2 separate regions of the Homo sapiens genome follow, and region 2 is linked to region 1. Evidence: chromatin loops called from intact Hi-C (ENCODE). Cell type or tissue: PC-9. All regions are shown on one strand. Each heading gives the region's core, and the rest is flanking DNA. Links, peaks and the distances in the headings are about the cores only. Region 1 overlaps THSD4 (thrombospondin type 1 domain containing 4). Region 2 overlaps MYO9A (myosin IXA).

Region 1 (5,380 bases), core at 134-5,133:
CCATTTAGGACACTTTCTCTTTGACGCTTCCAGAGAACTTTAGAAAAGTTACTATTTGTGTTCCTTCTATAATCATTCCCCTGCCTAGGGAATCTCTCTTTTGTTATCTTGAACTATAATGAAGATGCTTTGTATCTGCCTTTGAGCATATTTAGACCGTGTCCACAAATAGATTATTGATTCCTTTTAGGGCAGGCTCTTCTTTGCACCCCCACAGTTCCTAGCAAAGACCTGTGAGGTAGGTGTGTGTAAACCCTCAAATGAAGGGGGAGCGTAAGTGTGCATGCATGTGTGAATTGTCCTCACTGTTTCTGTGCCCTCTCTTCATCAGCACCCGAATCTCTGTGCATCTCCACCCATAGCCCAGCTTTCCAGTGTGTGGGACTGTCCTTCAGACATTCTCCTGTTGTTGCAGGATCGCAGTACCCTATTTTCCGCTGTGTGCACAGAAGCACTCATGAAGAGGCTCCTGAGAGTTACTGTGACTCCAGCATGAAGCCGACCCCCGAGGAGGAGCCCTGCAACATCTTCCCTTGCCCAGCCTTGTAAGAAGGCCCCTCCATTTAGGTCGCCTATTACCGGGTCACTTCAGGTCACTTATGCACAGGACCTTAGGAACAGATATAAGTCAGTCTAAATCTGAGTTAGAAATACAAGACTTGGACCATGCATAAAATGCAGTCTGTTTAGCAGGCACACCTGTCTTTCAGGATGAACTCAGGAGCTGATAGCCTTTAGCAAGTCAACCCACTTCTGGGAAGCCCACCCTTGACAAAGCTGGAGCAATTAGGTTTGAGCCTGGTAAGGAAAACAAAGGAGGAAGCAAAAAACGAGAAGCCAGTGTAGTTGGTGTCGTAGGTGAGCTGTTCACAGAGAGAGGATAATGCAAGTCACAAAAACATCAGCCTGGAGAGGCCAAGAAAAGTGTCTCGGGAGAGGTCTTGAACTGTTTCGGTTTTTTGGTTTTGTTTTTGTTTTTATGGCAGAGTCTAGCTCTGTTGCCCAGGCCAGATTGCAGTGGCACGATCTCAGCAAACTCCGCCTCCTGGATTCAAGCAATTCTCCTGCATCAGCCTCCCGAGTAGCTGGGACTACAGGTGCACATTACCACGCCTGGCTAATTTTTGTATTTTTTGTAGGGACAGGGTTTTGCCATGTTGGCCAGGCTGGTCTTGAACTCCTGAGCACTAATGGTCTGCCCACCTCAGCCTCCCAAAGTGCTGGGATTACGGGCGTGAGCCACTGCGCCTGGCCTTGAACTGGTTATTGAATGATAAATGGGACACTTGAAGAAGAACAAGGGGAAAGGGCCCTAAAAGGGTCAAAACCTAATTTGCAGAGTAATAAAAATATAATTCTCATCCAAGTATATGGTGAGCATGGGCTGATGTCTCATTTAACTAATAACAGAGCAGATGACAGAGGAGGGTTTGCAAAACTGATACGGGAATTGTTAATGAAAAATAATGCTAGAATAAGATTCCTAAGTTAGTAGCAAAAATGAGTTAATGATCTACAGTGTAATAAAACTAACCTTTGGAGGTTTTTTTTTTAATTAGATAAAAATCATTTGTACGTTTTCAGTTTTCTATAACTTTTCATAGAATCTGGGCCCTAATCACTGGTAAATAGCATGTCAAGTGTCAGGCAAATTTATCTGCCTTTACAGAGTCAGATGACCCTTAGGCAGACTTTTTCTTTTTCTTTTTCTTTTCTTTTTTTGAGACAGGGTCCTACTCCATTGCCCAGGCTGGAGTGCAGTGGCACAATCATGGCTCACTGCAGCCTCAATCTCCCAGGCTCAAGCCATCCCCTGACCTCAGCCTCCCGAGTAGCTGGGACTACAGGCACACACCACCACACCCAGCTAACTTTGGTATTTTTTGTAGAGACGGGGTTTTGCCATGTTGCCCAGGCTGGTCTCGAACTCCTGGGCTCAAGCCATCCTCCCACCTCAGCTTCCCAAAGTGCTGGGATTACAGGCGTGCGCCACTGTGCCCAGCCTAGGCTGACTTTCAAGCAATGCTCTAGTAAGAAACTCTACCCATAGTGATTCTGATGATTCTGTGTACGCTGCTGCGGGCTCACGCTGACTTCCTGTTGACTGAAGGTTGTCTCTCACTCTCGCTCTCTCATTCCTGAACCAGCTGGGACATCGGGGAGTGGTCTGAGTGCAGCAAGACCTGTGGCCTGGGCATGCAGCACCGCCAGGTTCTGTGCCGCCAGGTGTACGCCAACCGCAGCCTGACGGTGCAGCCCTACCGCTGCCAGCACCTGGAGAAACCTGAGACCACCAGCACCTGCCAACTCAAGATCTGCAGCGAGTGGCAGATCCGGACCGACTGGACCTCGGTACGCAGGCAGGGCAGCCCGCTCTGCAGCTCCCTCTCCAGCTCCCACCACACTTTCCAGCCTCCCCCACCAAGACCTGAGATGGGTAACCCTGAGTTCCACAGGAGGGAACCCGTCCCGTGGGGGTCTGGACGGCTGTTTTTGCAAACCACAGGATGTACCAATAGTTCAATAGAGTTCAGGGTAGTGTGTGCCACCCACAGCCAACTTTATGAGTGAGCCCAGGGGGAGCCCTCTGATACTGGCCTCATCTGCTTTGTGAGTCATGGTGAAGTGAAGGTTGGCAACTGCTGGTAGAGCCAACTCCTTCCAATTTTCCCTACCCATTTTATAGCTGAAAAGACTGAGGCCTGGAAGAATAGAGTAGTGTCAGTCAAAATTAAGGCTGTTAAGGCAGAAATAATTTGATAAAAGATTTATTGGAAGCCAATGTAAGGATCAGCCCAAGAAGACACACGAACAACGTTGGACATGTTCCAAAGTCTGTTACAAGTTGAAAGGCTTTTAGAAGAAAGTTTAGGAGAGGAGACGGGGACCCCTTGAATCGGAGTTGTCTTTTTCATTGGAGGGTACAGCACAGAGGTTGCAATCACTGGCTACAGATGACGACATACAGGCTAAAATGTTTTAAGTGCAAGACAGTCAATAAAACTTCATGAGTCAGAAATAAATCAGCAAAACTTTATGACTCAGAAACAAACCAAACAAACCAGTGTCCTCTTCAATGTCCACAGGTTACGTATTAATCAGTATGTCAACAGTTTGAAGAATTCACAATAAGATTTGAGGAACTGACAATAATATTCTTTACTCTAAACAGGATGTAAGCCATGAATCCTAAGACCTTCTTCCCAGGCAACTTAGAACATAGTTTATTCTTCAAGGGCAGAGGTGCATGACTTAACCCCTTGCCTGCCATGGCGTTGGGTCCTGTTTATAATTTGGTATCTTATTGCCACAGAGAGTCCATTCTGTCAGTCTTATGATTTCTCCCTTAACATCAGTGCTGGTCGGTTGTGTCTAGACTGCAAAACGGAGGTGGTATGACAGGGTGTGTCCAACCTTCCATCCTGTCATGGCCAGGAAATCCATTTTTAAGGTTTCTCTGGGGGTCTCCTTGGCCAAGAGGAGGCCCATTCAGTCAGCTGGGAGGCTTAGGATTTTATTTTTAGTTTACAGTAGGCGAGGCATCTAAGAAGGTCTTGTAGAAAAGGGTTGTGGAGTTTTCTAGGGCTCAGATCCCTGCCCCAGCTGGTGACATGCATGACAGAGCCTCAGTCTCATGGGGCTGATCACAAAGGCTGCGGGCTCCATACTGGCAATTCTCTCCCAGAGCTGAAGCTGCTGGTTCCCCTGACGTCAGTGTGCTGTGTTTCAGTGCTCGGTGCCCTGCGGCGTGGGACAGAGGACCCGTGATGTGAAGTGTGTGAGCAACATTGGGGATGTGGTTGACGATGAGGAATGCAACATGAAGCTCCGGCCGAATGACATTGAGAACTGCGACATGGGACCCTGTGCCAAGAGCTGGTTCCTCACCGAGTGGAGCGAAAGGGTGAGTGTGATGGCGGGCAGAGCGCCGGGGACCGAGGTCTGCCAGGTGCCTCCAAAACCACACAAAGATGAGTCACTAGCTCAGAATCCCAAGACTGATTTCTGGCTCTGGGGGGAAAAAAAAGGCCCAGAGAGGAATTATCGTAGGCTTTCTATCCTTATGTGAGGACTGAGGGTCTCCAAAGGTGAGGAGGGTGTATGCAAAACTTGATTGAATTCTCCTTAGCACTCCATGTGGTCACTCCATAATACTAGGTGAAGTGAATCATTACATCCCATCGTTCATATGTCTTGTAAGTGCCTGGTGTCTCATAGACACTCAGCAATGGCAGGCCCCTCTACTGCTTTTTGCCAACTCAAAACATCCCACACCCCGTTCCCTCCCCAGTAGCCTGGCCTCCCATGGGAAGTCTCAGGTGTCAAAGAATAACTCAAAGGCATATATAGTCAACCATTAGCCCACCAGTTACCTGGATATAAGGGAAAACAGTCATATATTAAATTCATCCATCAAAGGCAAAAGGAGGATTTATATGAAAAGGGGTTTCTGCAGATGGAGTGATGTTGGTTACACAACAGCATGAATGCACCTAATGCCCTGGAGGTGTGGGCTTAAAAGTGGTTACGATGGTCAATTTCATGCTATGTGTATTCTACCACAATCAAAAATGAAGTTTGAGAAAAGACACTAAACAAATTGTAGAACATACCTTGGGACAGGGAGAAGAAAAGAGGAAGGAGATAAGGAATTGTGCTTCCTTTCCTGGTGGGATCGGCGCATTGGCGGGCATGGGATGGCCAGTCAGAGGGTTTGCCCAGGGCAGCTGCACAGCTGTGAGAGGCACCAAGTCCAGATTCTGGATTCTCTAGGAGATCTAGGGAGTTTACCTGGGATGAGGACATGATTGGCTATCTCTGACCTTGGTTAGCGGCCTACCTCTCGGATACACTAGTTCTGCCCCACTTCCCTTGCTAGAATCCCGTGCGTACACGTTACCTGTGAACCGCATTAAAGTGTAGGTCTGAGGCAGCAGGTGTGGGGAGGAGCCAGGGATTCTACATTTATTTTCTTTCTTTTTTTTAATATTTTTATATTTTTAAATTTTTATTTATTTATTTATTTATTTATTTATTTATTTATTTTGAGACCGGGTCTCATTCTATTGCCCGGGCTGGAGTGCAGTGGTGCAATCTCAGCTCACTGCAGCCTCGACCTGCTGGGATCAAGCAATCCTCCTGCCTCAGCACCCCCTGCCCCCCTCCCGCCAACGTAGGTGGGACTATAGGTGCGCGCCACCACCCCGGCTAATTTTTTGTATTTGTTTGTGGTTTCACCATGTTGCCCAAGCTGGTCTCAAACTCCTGGGCTCAAGTGATCTGCCACCTCGGCCTCCCGAAGCCCTGGAATTGTAGGCATGAGCCACTGTGCCTGGCCACAGCCTACATTTCTAATAGGTTCCCAGGGTCTCTGAGGCCA
Region 2 (5,380 bases), core at 224-5,223, 230 kb after region 1:
TAAACCTCAGATCTTGGTCTGTTTGAGCTCAGGCTGCTGGCCTCAAAGCCACCCTCCAAGGACAGAATTGTGCAGGGGCAACAAAGTACCTCTGAGACATGTGGTTACCAAGAAGGTAGTCAATGTGGAAAAAGGGCAAAACGAAGTAACTGCACCCCACCCCACCTTCAGACACCAGCCAATAATTCATGCCTCCAGAACTTCTGACCAACCAGCTTCTCCTTGAGTTCAATTAATTTGCATAGTGTGAAGGAATAGTTCCATTTTGTAGATTGGTATCATTAGCTTCCTAAAGAACCTTTACTAAAATGGATTATGAGAGTAACTACATTAGGGGCAGTAGCTTTGGTTTAAATGCTACCGTGGAAAACATGTTTGGGTTGATGTAGGACACAGGGCTCACTACTAAGCAATCTCAGACATCTATACATGATTGAGACACACAGGACGTTATTCCCAAGGCAACAGCCAGCATAGTGGACTGGATAAAAGCCACTGTATGATCTTTTTACTCTGGAAAGGGGGATTGCCCAACTTTCCCTAGAAATGCCAAGCAGAACAACCCAGATGAAGCAGCTGATATGCTTCATATGCAAGCTACGTAAGACTAGCTTTATGATGATAAGGATATTCGCCCAATGAATGTGTCTGTTATCTACTTACGAGGTTACAGTAAATGCTGTAGTTAAGGGGGTCCCTTCTACATAGGTCCATGAAATGAGCAGATATGGGGGTACTACAGCAGTGCTGAGAAGCGCTAAATCTAGACATTCCTCTTACACCTTCTCTCAAGCACAAAATGCCAATAAGAACTGTTCTTTTTGTCAGCAAGAGAGTCTGAGACTTCCAATGGCTATGTGGCAGTTTCCTTAGTGGGAAGACCCTGAATGTAGAAGGTAAGTGAGACTGATGCTGGTAGCCCTGGGGGGCTACAAATGAATGGGTCTTGACAGGAATAGTCACCGACTCTGAAGTGAGCTTTCCTTACCCAGTGGAAGATGCAAATGCTCAGAGTGCCATTTAAAAAACAAACAAACAAACAAAAACCAAAAAACAGAAAATATCGCATGGATTTGGACAATCATCATCTTTTCAGAACGAGAAACACATTGTACAGCCTACCATGTCCAACAAAGAGGAAAAAAAAATCCTCCTCAGAGTAACAGTTTGATGAAGGAGTAGGATGGGCAATTAAAACACTGGTTGTCTAAAACACAGGAAGATAAAAGAATGAAGGGCTGGCTTGCATGCTTTCACGAGTGTGTGCTCACATTCAACATGAGTGGGACTAAAGGAGCATCCCCTTAGATTTTTCTTGTTTTTCTGGTTCATCTGGGAAAGAGGCGGTTGGGGAAGGTGCTGGTATGACTATCCAATTCTTCCCAAGGGAGGAGTACACTGGTATAACAACTATAATTTTTTTCTTCCCCAGATGACCTCAAAAAGAAAAAACTTTTTTTCTCTCCGCTACCAGATGCAGTGGTCCTAGGACAAGGGCTGCAACTGCAAGTGCTGGAAGCAGGGATGATTTCTAAGCAAGAAACTGTAACTACATTTTTAAACCTTAAGTCAAAATTCCTAAGGGCATAATGGGGGTGGGTTGTACCTTCACTCTATCTAGCAAAATTGGGGCTAAGAGTGAATGCAACTACTACTTTTCCTGGCCATAAAAACAGCTCACTAGTTCTGCACCCATGTAATTTACCCTATCTAAAGGGGAGTGGACTGAGGAGGAGGTACTTGCTAGACTAGAGTTGTTGTCTGCAATCTAAACCAGCACAGTGGCAATTCTTAATGTGCCTTCCAAAGGAGGAAAAGTTTGGGAACTACTGGAGAGGAGGAATAGCAGCTGAGGGTAAAGACAGGAATAAATGGGTTATTCATTGAGGGAAATCCAACATTACATTAACACATTTAAAGAAGCTCAGAGCAAGAGATGACACTGTCTTTAACTCAGTTATAAGAGATGCTCAAAAGGTAAAAGTTGTATGTTTGCGGAGACTGCTCCTGCTTCTGGAATCTGACAAGACTGAAAGGAAGCCTGCAAACTTGAGTGGTCTCTCCCTGGGAGACATATTCATACAACATGATAATGAACTGGACTAATTACTAATGACTGAATGGGATTCTAGTAATGTAGCAGTATGTTTGAGTTGTATATTCTTTTGATGATGTAAAGGATCCATGTTTGAAAGCCAGGGCGTGGCCTATGACATGATTTTATCGTGTGTGTGTGTGTGTGTGTAGGTTTTCGTCCATGGTTCCTGACTTATTAACTACCACAGCCCTTTGGCCTATGACGTGATTTTATCGTGTGTGTGTGTGTGTGTGTGTGTGTGTGTGTGTGTGTAGGTTTTCGTCCATGGTTCCTGACTTATTAACTACCACAGCCCTTGGTGTAGTCTTTTGTTATAATGTTGGGGTGCTTTAGGTCTCAGGAGCAGGTCACAGGAGTGCTTTAGGTCTCAGGAGCAGGTCACAGGAGCAAGCCTCAGGAAACAGAATCTTTCTCTCTAACCTCCTGTCTTCCTTTTACCTGCCCAAGGCAGGTCTCTAATCTGATTGTGAATCAAAAGATCCTCATTCCAGAAAGGGTCCTGCCCCATACTCTGAAGGAAAGAATGCTGCACAGAGAGGCCAAGAAGAATCTAGACAAACAGGCCTTACTGGGTTTCTCACTCAGTCTATTAGTATGAGATCATACTCTTTTTGTCCAATCACATTTCTACACAGTTGTCAGTAATGCCTATGTAATGAAGCCTCCATAAAAACCCCAAAAAAGAGCATTCAGAGAGATTCTGAATAGCTGAACATGTGGGAGTTCCTGGAGGGTGGTACACCCAGGGAGGACATGGAGGCTCTGTGCTCCTTCCCCCACACCTCGTCCTACGCAGCTCCTCATTGTTTCGTTTTCCCTGAGTTCTGCAAGCTGCTCGGGCAAATTAATTGAACTCAAGGAGAACCTGGTTGGTCAGAAGTTCTGGAGGCATGGATTACAGGCGGGGGTCTGAAGGTGGGGTGAGGTGCAGTTTTGGGGACTGAGCCCTCGATCTGTGGGATCTGATACTACCTCCAGGTAGACAGTGTCAAATCTGAATAGAGGATACCCAGCTGGTGTCCACTGCTTATTAGTGGGGAAAAAACCCCACACATTTGGTCACAGAAGTCTTCTGTGTTGATTACTGTGGTGTTAGAGTAAAGGAAAAACACAGTTTGAGAGTTTTTCTGTAACAGTAGTTATAGAAATGGGATACAAGTCCTGGACTTCTGACTCTAACACCTAAATATTACAGGGAAGCAATATAATACTTCAAAGCACAAGCTTATTAGTCAGAAATACTTGACAGGTTTGACTCTCAGGTCCTCCATTTCCTACCTATATAATCTTTTTTCTTGGATTGTTTCTTAAACTTTCTTTTGTTACTATAAAATTCCCCAAACAAAAAGAAATGCTAATCATTCCATTATCAACCACAACGGTTCTCAACACGGAATATCAAAATCACCTATAAAGCCTTCCCAAATAAACATATACCAGAGGTAGGGTATACAAACAGTGAATTACAAACCTTACAATTTTATGAGAGACAATAATTATGTTGGGGCATATAGAGTAATGCAAGAAACTTTTACAAAACTCTGGACAGAAAATTAAGGTACTTTTTACTTGTGTTAACAGCATTTTAATTTCTTTAGATTAATGGAAGTTGACTAGTGATAGAGTAGGTCAGAGTGACACTAAACTGTTAGCAGTCTTCTTTCTGTTAGCTTTTTATTCTACCACCTTACACAATCATCTTACCTCTAATAGTAAATCCTCAATACTTTCTATCTTGTCTAATGAATATTAAACTAGAAATCAGGTAAATAAATTCAATTTCTAAATTTTTTACTAAACAGTCATAAAAACCTCACAACCACCTCATCTCAGTTTCTCCAAATCTAGATTTGCCATCTCTTAGGATAATCAACTGTATTTTATACATTGTTGAGAATACTCTGAAGAATGCTACATAAAGCATTATTTCTGAAGCATATATTTAACTCAGTTATATTGAACAGTGTTATCAAGGAATAGTAAATAACTGGCAGATGTTGCCACTTACACTGCACGATCATGGCAGACATTACTAATTTACCATAACATTCTTTTTTCTGTTTTGTTTTTTTGGAGACAAAGTCTTGCTCTGTCGCCCAGGCTGGACTATAGTGCATTGGCGCCATCTCGGCTCACTGCAACCTCTGCCTCCTGGGTTCAAGCGGTTCTCATGCCTCAGCCTCCTAAGTAGCTGGGATTACAGGCCTGCACTACTATGCCCAGCTAATTTTCATATTTTCAGCACAGACAAGATTTCACCATGTTGGCCAGGCTGGTCTCGAACTCCTGGCCTCAAGTGCTCCTCCCGCCTTGGCATCCCAAAGTGTTGAGATTACAGACATAAGCCACCACGTTTGGCCTATCACGATATTCTTTTCTGCTAAACATGAAAACTACAAACACATCTCATACATGAAGCTCAATTTACAAAGAAAGAAACATGTAACCAAAAAAAAAAGTCAACAAGTTTGACATCAAGGTGTATTGAATAAATCTAGAAGAACTTAAGAAAAAAATGAATTCAAGTAATGAAGCCCATCCTAATTACCTAGAAACACACAGATATAAAAAAAAATTGTGGCCACACGCGGTGGCTCACGCCTGTAATCCCAGCACTTTGGGAGGCCAAGGCAGGTGGATCATGAGGTCAGGCGATCGAGACCATCCTGGCTAACACGGTGAAACCCCGTCTGTACTAAAAATACAAAAAATTAGCCAGGCATGGTGGCGGGCACCTGTAGTCCCAGCTACTTTGGAGGCTAAGGCAGGAGAATGGCGTGAACCCAGGAGGTGGAGGTTGCAATGAGCCGAGATGGGGCCAATGCACTCCAGCCTGGGTGACAGATCAAGACTCCGTCTCAAAAATAAATAAAAAAATAAATTGTACAAAAAAAATTTGGCTCTTTATTTGGTAATGTAAGAAAAAAGTTTAAACTTAAAAGGAGATAAAAAGCCAAAACAGCCAATAACAAAATTGAAAAGAATCACACTCACTTGCTTTCTTCATCCAAAAGATGAAGCAGTCCTGTTGGTTTTTTGCTAATAAGATTTATGCAGCAGGTATTATCAATGTAATCTATGTTGTGCCAGCTGATACCTTCAGTTCTATATTCCTCCTAGAAAAACCAAAAAATAAAATAACAATTTATTCATCTTGCAGAAAATAGGTATATAATATAGATTGAAAAGCTTTTACCCTGCTTAAAATTCTAAGATTTTAAAAATCACCAATCCACACAATGAAAGAATGTATAATTTCAGTTGTACAAATCTTAATACAAC

Evidence for each region. Hi-C counts contacts between places; a loop is a spot of excess contacts. Peaks named below come from ENCODE experiments on the same cell type or tissue, not always from the same donor. Only the 100,000 strongest peaks of a DNase experiment are listed, where the experiment ranks them.
Region 2: it touches region 1 in a loop (19-fold over the local background); 1 of 110 quality-filtered maps calls a loop at or near these places.

Annotation. Positions count from the first base shown.
Region 1 is chr15:71,744,691-71,750,070 of GRCh38, forward strand. It overlaps THSD4 (thrombospondin type 1 domain containing 4), which reads left to right. Exons shown (of 18, transcript NM_024817.3): 12 at 416-545; 13 at 2,148-2,352; 14 at 3,731-3,904. Among named protein-coding and RNA genes, the nearest start is that of THSD4-AS2, 56 kb to the left of the region's middle. In PC-9, for the core only: no CTCF peak of the experiment used is centred there; a DNase peak (open chromatin) is centred at 3,061; H3K27ac peaks cover 2,177 bases.
Region 2 is chr15:71,973,079-71,978,458 of GRCh38, forward strand. MYO9A (myosin IXA) reads right to left here. Exons shown (of 42, transcript NM_006901.4): 12 at 5,093-5,214. It also overlaps a transcript of MYO9A-AS1 not described here. Among named protein-coding and RNA genes, the nearest start is that of MYO9A-AS1, 18 kb to the right of the region's middle. In PC-9, for the core only: no CTCF peak of the experiment used is centred there; a DNase peak (open chromatin) is centred at 2,643; H3K4me3 peaks cover 2,142 bases; H3K27ac peaks cover 3,639 bases.